2 separate regions of the Homo sapiens genome follow, and region 2 is linked to region 1. A link is a loop called in an ENCODE intact Hi-C map of the cell type or tissue named here. Cell type or tissue: mesothelial cell of epicardium. All regions are shown on one strand.

Region 1 (4,000 bases):
GGCCCCTCTCCAGCAGAGGCTGCTTCTGTTCTCTCTCATTCCATAAAAACACTCCCGAGCCTTTCTGTTGCTGCAAAGAGAGCTTTGATTCTTTGCCGAGAATCTGCACCGCGGGCTCCAAATGGGAGCGTTTCTCCGGAGAGGAGCAGGAGGAGAATCATTTTGTCGACGGCAGGTAATTAAGTTGCCACGCAGAGAGGGAGCATGCGTTATACGATGATTAATCCCAGAGACGGCGAGGACATTTTTCATTTTCAAATCTCTCCTTGGTTGTTAATGAATCATCTCAGCTCCTGGGAGAGAAGTGCTGGTGCTCGCCCTAAGAGCAAGGGAAACTGAGTCGGCTGTGCCCACCGCCCCCGCCACACGGTGCAGAGTGGAAGCAGCCTCGGGAGGGCAAGTGCTGGGAGACCATGGGCTTTCTCCCCGGGCATCTCGTCCATGTGGCTTCCTGTCTCCCCAGCCTCATCTGGGCAGGAATTCAGGAATCAATAAAAATGTTATTTTAAATAAAAAGAAAGCCACCCTGCTCTGCTTGGCACAGGCTGCCATTGACCGCCTTCTGCACCTGCTTTTGTTCTGTTTTTCTCAGGTACCTGCTCATTTCCAGCTCCCAGCCTCCCTCAGAACACAGACTGCCTTGCCATTTTCTTAGCGAGCGGTTTGCAGCAAAGTGCTATTTTGCTCTCGAACGCCTTCCTTTCCAATTGGGACAAACGGCTATGAATACGGCACACCCTGTTTTGCATTCAAACTGTTGGGAAAGTTTTGCGGCTGTAAATATCATGCTCTTGGTGCTCAAGACAGAATTATTATTACTTTTTCCTTAGTTCTTGGAACCAGTGATAAATTAAACATTTCTTTTGCCCCCCCTTGCAGCCGGCAGGCAATGTGGAGCTGATTGCTTTGCCTCTGTCCTGACCCATGTGCCCCATCGGGAGAGGAACAAGACGACAGTGACTTGCCAGGGGCACAGGCACATGGATGGGGAGCAGGTCTAAATGGGGGAGGGGGCACGTGCAGGGGGGGCTTTCCTGAGATAGGGCTTCTCTTTGGTGTTTTCCCTGCACAATCTTCCAATGATGTATAGAGTTTACCCTCAACGCTCAGAGGCTGACATTTGACATAGAGGGAAACTGAGGCACAATGGAGGTCTCCAGAAGATTCTGTCCCCACACACTGTTCTCTTTCCATCGTCTGCTCTGGGTCAGATCCTGGGAAGTGGTGTTTTTCCTCTGGGGCGGGCGCTGGGCGTGTGGAGGTGGGAAAGCCTCACTCCTGGGCTCTGCCAGGTGGAAACGGAGGGCGCTGTGCCTCTTGGACTAAAAGGGTGAGCCTGGCAGGTGCACTGGCCTGACTCGCGTTCCTGCTTCGAGGTCCTGAGCACCTCCTCGGAGTCTCAGTTTCCTCACCTGCAAATGATCTTGAAGATGTTCAAATGCCTTCTTCCCTCCCGAGGTCCTGAAAATGGCTGGGGAGGTCCGGGGGGGAGGATTACGTGAGGCACACGGGATCCGCCGTGACTCAGGCCACAGGGTCCGCTGGGCACCCCGCCCAGACTGCCCCCCACCAAGAGCTGCCATGCACAGGTGGGTGGTGGAGGCTCCAGCCCCGCTCAAGCCTGCAGGCACACTTTCTCATCGACGGACCCCAACACATCCCTGTGTGTGGGCAGGGCTGGCAGGGGATTCACGCCCACCTGCCCCGCAGCACCCCGCCGTTCTGCCTCCACCCTGTCTGCCTCGCTCAAGTGCACGATGGCCAGGTGGATGGATGACCCTCCCAACCTCACCTCCCAGGTTTCCCTGAGGGAACGCAGCCCCTACTGGATCCTACTGGACCTGGGTTCTGAGATGACCCTTCCACATGAAGAAAGAGAGTCCAGGGCTGGTGGGGGCATCGCAGCTTCCTGGGGCCCTGCAGGAGACGGAAGAAGCCAGGGTGCTCATCACACAGGCCTCCAGCTTTCTCCAGGGGCTGGACCTGGGGACCAGCCTGGGGTATGGGTTCCTTCCTCTCCCCATCCCCAGCCTGCCAGCCCCTCCCGGATGGAGGTGGGAGTAAGATGCCCCCCCGCTGGAGAGCCTTTTTCTGTAGCTGTGCAGGGGTGGGAGTAGGGGAGACAGGGCTTTGTCTAATAAGAGGAATCCATCAAGTTTGCTAAACCACTTTCCCTCTGGAGCCATGCGGCTCCTCTCCAGGGAGCTTGGCCTGGCCAGGCCTGCAAGCGGTGCCTCCTCCCAGCCCCACCCTGCCTTTTGTCTTTGTCTCTGACATCTGCGTTCCTTCTGAGTGTGCTTTGCTTCTTTCTGCTGCTCGATGGCTAATAGGATTGAGCGGGAAGGCGCCAGGAGAGCCGGCAGCCCGGCCTGGGAGGGGCTCTCACTCTTCCTCTGCCAGAAGCCTTATCGAGCGCAGGGTGTTTGACTTCAGAAACACATCCCCACGGCTTTCCTTTCCGCCTTCCTTCTGGGACTGATTTGTTTACTTCTTTCAGAGGTTCGCCGTCCCTCTTTCTGCAGGGGTTTGCTGGATCACAGGTCCCCAGTGCCCCGGACATAGTGTGTGAGGAATGCGGGTATGAGAGATACTAACATAGGCAAAGTCGGCTCATCTCATCCAACCTCACCACCCTGTGCATTGCAACCCCACAGTGCAATGTAAAGATGGGGAAACAGGCCCAGAGACTCAAGAGAAATGAAACGAGTGGAGATTGAGACTGAACTGGACCGGGATCCGGGCCCCACAGCTGGGCTTGTCCCGAGGCTGTGTGCTGCCCCCGGAGCTCCTTGGATGGAGAAGCGCTCCCTGCCCCTCCCTGCTCCATGCCTGGCTTAGACACACGGCGGCCCTGCTCATGCCTGAAATTCCACCCTTAGCCACCCTCCCCTGTTTGGCATTGCCCTCGCACCCCCTCTCGAGGGACACAGAAACCCCGCGTGTGGGTGTCCTCACTGCAGGTCTCCCTACCTGGCAGGCGGGGAATGTTTTGGGGCAGGTGGTGGGCAATGGAGGAGAAACAGTAAGCAGGGATTTCAGGAAGAAGAAAACGCCAGCAAGGTAAGCAGGTCAACAAAACCTCACCTGTGTCAGCTTGCACACCTTCTGTCACCAGAAAGCCTGACCTTAACCTTGCACTTGTCAGATCTGATCCTGGTCCTCAAAGAGCATGGAGACCCTCTTTATACAAATGGGAATACTGAGGTATGCAGTTCGAGAGGATTGACCGAGGCCATTTGGCTGGTTGAAGGTGGGTAAAGTCCTGGGTTCCTAATTTCTGCCAGGAGACCCTTGCTCCATTCTCTTCCCAGGGCAGAACCACACTTGGTCCTGGGGAAAGCCACCTGGAGAGCGGAGGGCAGAGGGTGGAGGGCAGAGGGCGGAGGGCAGAGGGCAGAGGGCAAAGGGCAGAGGGCAGAGGGTGGCGCGGAGGGTGGGGAAGCACCCCTGTCACCTCTGCCCATGCAGCCTACCCCGTCCCCAATTCACGAGACAGTTAACTTGGTTCTTGCCCTGAGCCAGGCCCTGGCCCGGAGCCTGGGGCCACAGGTGCCCTCAAATGCACATGGGACTCAGGCTCATCAGCAGTGGCCTCATGGCAGGAGGGTGGTCACTGTGGGCTGGGGGAGGCTGTGAGGCTCCTCTGGCAGCTCCACCTGCGAAAGCCAAGTCGAAGAGTGAGTTGAGTGTGTGCTGGCCCATCTGCCCCTTTCCCTCTCCGCTCAGGGCCCAGAGCCTCCCAAACAGGCAGCTGTGACTCTGATGAAGCCACCTGGTGCTGGGGGTGTGGGGTGGGGTTGGGGACAGCAGGGGAAGCCCACTACTTGGTAGTCCCAAATGTCACAGTCTGTGACCCATGAAGGATGGCTGGGCCACTCCTTGGGACAGGGTTACACCAGACACACACACAGATGTATTCACACCAGACACACACACACAGACACATTCACACCAGACACACAGACACATTAACACCAAAAACACACAGGTACATTCACAC
Region 2 (4,000 bases), 550 kb before region 1:
GGAGGTCCACTCTGTCGCTGCCAGAAGTTCCCAGGGCTCCCCATTACACTCCCAAAGTCCAAAGCCCCCAGTCTGGGACAGTGGGTGGGGGGCCAGGCCCTACACAGCAGGCACGGCAGCCAGGAGGGAGGTTTCTGAGGCTCAGCCTGTGGGGCCTGTGGCGCCTGTGGCCACGGGGTGGTTTGTCTCGCTCAGAGTGGTGATGAGCCTGACCCGGGCCCTCAGCAAGTTTCTGCGGGGCAGGAGGGACGTGCTGAGGCTGAGCTCGGAAGAGGCAACTCTGGGTGCAGTTGAGCCTCTGGGCTGGTGTCGTTGAGCTCCGCCGCAGCCCTGGGAGTGGCAGAGGCAGGGAGGGCGCCCATGTTGGGGTTGTGATGGGGGAAGTCCTGCTCAGCGGGCTGACGTCCCGTTCTTGGTCTGTCTCATGGGTGAGGCCCTGTCCCCCGTCTGCAGATGCCCCGCCAGTCAGGCCCCTGCACATGACAGGCATCCGGCTCAGGTGCGTGGGTGGTAAGCCTCTTCTGTGGGAAGGATGCTGCGTGCTAGGGTGGGCCTGGGCTTATGGCACGGGTGTGGAGGGGATTCTTGGAAAGCCGGCACCAGCTGGAGAGGGTCCCCACTGCCAGCCTTGGGTGCTGAGCAGGTGCTCTGTCCTTCAGGGGTTCCCTGCCTGGACTCTGTCCACCGCGTGGCCCCGGTGGCCATGCCCTGCCTATTCTAAGCACCGGTGCCCCCATCTGCAAATGGTGCTGCTCAGCGGGCCGTGGGAAGACTGGGGATGTCCCCCAGAGAGGCCGGCCCCATGCCAGGCCCCAGGACATGCCTGGGGGAGCATCCTCTGCCCTGATCATTTCAGAGTCCCCGACTGAACCATCGTGTTGGCCTCTGGCATGGAGCTGGCCACGCTCCACCACAGGTGGGACCTGAGGAACTGCAGGGGTGTTCCTGAGCCAGGTGGCCGTGCACATGAAGGTGGAGACGAGAGCCGCCCTGAGGGTGGAAAGCCTGGCCGTTCCACGACAGAGCTGCTGGCAGCGGTGGCAGGGCCTCTGAGCCACCGAGAGCAACATGGCTCAAAATGAAACAAGAATCATTTCTTTTCCTGTTGAAGGGAAACTACCCCCAGGAGCCCACAGGCTGGGGGCCCCCTCGCCACACAGGCGGGCTGTGGGGCAGGCGGGGTTTCTCCAGGAATTCCCCTGCTTCCCACTCACCCTCCTCGAAGGTCTGGCCCTGTGGTGGTGCTAGACACAGTTCAGGGGTACGGCCTGGAAGGGAGGCTGCGCTGCCCAGGAGCCCCTGCCTGGCCCTGGAGAGGTGAGCATTCTGCCAAGTCCCCGAGCTGGTACCCGTCCTCCAAGGTGGGCGTCATTGCTGGAACTCTCAGGGCTCATGGGTGTCTGCTGTGTCTGGCCACCCTGGTGGTCGAGGGGTGGCCAAGGGGTGGACCGAGGCTTCAGAAAGCCAGGCCTCCAGGCGTTGACCCGGCAGCTCTTGTTCCGGGCTTGGAAACATCTCGCCTCCTTGAGCCCTGGTTCCTCCCCTGCAGGACGGGGGCAGGAGGAGCGGCTCCCCCTTGTCACCACACTTCTGTGAGCTCATGTAATGAAATGTTGGCCTGGCGTGCACCTGCAGTTAGGTGTTTGAGCTGTGGTAGCTGCGGCCTACGGCAGCTCTTCTACCACATGATGGAGTCTGTGTGTTTGCAGGGGGCCGTGACAGTCACCTGGCTTGGTGCAGTGTGCAGGGCAAGCCCCGGTGTCAGAGCCTCCATTTTGCAGAGGGGGAGGGTGGGAAGGACGTCACATGCAGGCGATTGGGGCTCCCAGCTTCCTGGTGGCCCCACGCCTTTGGTCACGCCCTTTCCGTGACTCCGCTTCTTTCCACGGGGACTCTGCCAGGACTGGGGCTTGACTCCCGCCCTCCCACCCTCCTAGCCTCTGCCCCAGGCAGCAGATGGGTGGTCTGCTCACGATGCCCCGGGGGGAATGGCCGTACAGGGGCACAGGTCAGCTTACCGAGTGTCTCCGGCCTTGTGGCTGGAAAGCAGCTCTCAGGACTCTCCGGGGCCCCTTGGCATCTTTCTAGGTGGGTGGCCCTGAGCCCACCTCCTCCCTGTACCCCCATGGCAGGAGCTCCTTTTTGGGAACCAGTGGAGCGAGCGTGGCTGGACAGGCCTGGCCCCAGAGCTGCGCGATTTCCATCACGGCTCTCCTCTGGCTTCCTCCTTGGCGCTGGCTGGGCCAAGCCCTCCTGACTTCTGGGTCCCTGGGATGGGTGGGTGACTCCGTCCATGAGGCTACCTGAATTCTCGCTTACCCTAGCCATCTTTAGGCTGGGGGATGTGGGTGCTTCCTGGTAAAATCAGATGCCCTGTAGCTCTCCTAAAAGGGCCAGCCTCAGATTTGCGGTCCCTGGTCCTGGCCCCTGGGTTCAGGACTTCATTTTGGCCGTGCGGGTTGCACCTTGGGGATGGGCGTCCCTTGAGGTTTGTGCCAGTCGTGGGAGTGGAGGAGTAGCGGCTGCGTTGGGAACCCGTCCCTGGGCAGGCACTCTGGGATGGGGCTCCGAGTCCCACAGTCACTGGCCGGTCATTGCCAGCCCCTCAGCCCTCTAGGGACAGACCCTGCCTGCTCGTCCCTGTTAGGGGCCAGTTCTGCAGGTGGTTACTTGGCTTCTTCTTAAAAAAAAAAAACCCATCCTGCCCTGGGAAACCCGGGAATCATGGGGAAGCGGGAAATGACAGTAGGGAATTGACATTTCCTGAGCCAGCGTCTGGGGCATCGGACCAAGTGCAGGGCGAGCTGGGCAGGGAGGGGTGCAGCCGGCTCTGCCGTCAGCCTAAAGCCATGAGCGACCTGGGCGCTCTTCTCCCTGTAGCACTGGGGCACACACAGGGTGGTGAAGGGGGCATGACACAACCAGGAGGCTGGGTCACAGAGGACCAGGGGTCTGTCAAGAGTTTGGCCTGCACCTCCCAGCTGCCTGGCCCAGGTGTGCCCCTCCTGTCCACATCTGCCTCTAAGCTGTGAAGAATTTGGGAGTGGATGCTGCTCTGGGGCTGTTTCCTCTTCTGAACCATGGTGGTTCAGGCAGCCTGGTCCCAGGTTAAGTGTGCCCCTTAGCGCCTGGGGCATCCCTGGACAGTGGCCGCCATGGGCATCTGGCAGCCCTGCCAGCGTGGTGGGTGATCATAGCAACGGCTGCAAGACTCGGGGAAGGTGGTGCGTGCATATCTGGTTGAATGTAGCTGGGCCTGGTGTGAGGCCTGTGGCCGCAGCTCCCATGGTGGGCTTCTCAGGGGAGTAGGCATGACAGGGTGGGGTTCCTGCAAAAACCCTAGCCCTCATGCCCCAGTTAGTGAGTGTCTTCACCTCTCAGCTCTGTCTTGAATGCTTCCTGGGTGCAGGCACTGACTGCTCATGGGGAGCCCCCTCCTGAGCACCCTCTTCCTCCTGTGTGTGCTTCCCACTTCCCTCACTGTGGCTGGGCTGCAGCTGTACCTGCCACCACTGGGTCTAACCCCAGCGCCCCTGGGCTGTATGAGTGGGCTGTGCAAGGGTGGCCATCAGCCTCGGCACCACTTCCTATTCTTCCTTCTGCCGCTGGCCAGTCCTCAACTTGCTCAGTATGGCCAAGAGGACCCAAAACACCATCCCCTTGCTATTTATGACAAAACTTGTCAACCTCTCTGTCTAGGCTTCAGCCTGCCATCTGCACAGTGGAGCAGGGCAAGGGGTTGCTCAGCTGGTAGTGATGGTGACGGTGGTGGTGGTGGTGATGATGATGTAATGATGGTGTTGATGATGTTGGTGATGGTGGTGATCATGGTGGTGATGATGACTGATGATGTGTGATGTTAATGGTGAGTGATGGTGATCATAGTGATGGTGGTGGTGATGACGGTGGTGATGATGACGGTGATGTTGATGGCAGTGACAGTGCAGATGTGTCATTGCACGCTCGCTGGATGCCTTCACAGACATTGCTTTAAGCTGAG

Evidence for each region. Peaks named below come from ENCODE experiments on the same cell type or tissue, not always from the same donor. Only the 100,000 strongest peaks of a DNase experiment are listed, where the experiment ranks them.
Region 2: a loop joins it to region 1, with 25 times the contacts of the local background. A loop is called at or near these places in 1 of 110 quality-filtered maps.

Annotation. Positions count from the first base shown.
Region 1 is chr9:134,942,323-134,946,322 of GRCh38, forward strand. It overlaps LOC105376314 (a long non-coding RNA gene), which reads left to right. Exons shown (of 4, transcript NR_188683.1): 4 at 593-885. LOC124902302 (a long non-coding RNA gene) reads right to left here and starts at 3,376. Exons shown (of 2, transcript XR_007061846.1): 1 at 3,085-3,376. It overlaps LOC105376313 (a long non-coding RNA gene), which reads left to right and starts at 2,404. Exons shown (of 3, transcript XR_930421.3): 1 at 2,404-3,060; 2 at 3,146-3,250. In mesothelial cell of epicardium, no CTCF peak of the experiment used is centred here; a DNase peak (open chromatin) is centred at 2,319.
Region 2 is chr9:134,390,343-134,394,342 of GRCh38, forward strand. All of the region lies in intron 1 of RXRA (retinoid X receptor alpha), which reads left to right. Among named protein-coding and RNA genes, the nearest start is that of MIR4669, 13 kb to the left of the region's middle. RefSeq lists enhancers at 331-420, 801-900, 951-1,440, 1,481-1,690, 3,547-3,706 and a silencer at 2,641-2,935. In mesothelial cell of epicardium, no CTCF peak of the experiment used is centred here; no DNase peak of the experiment used is centred here.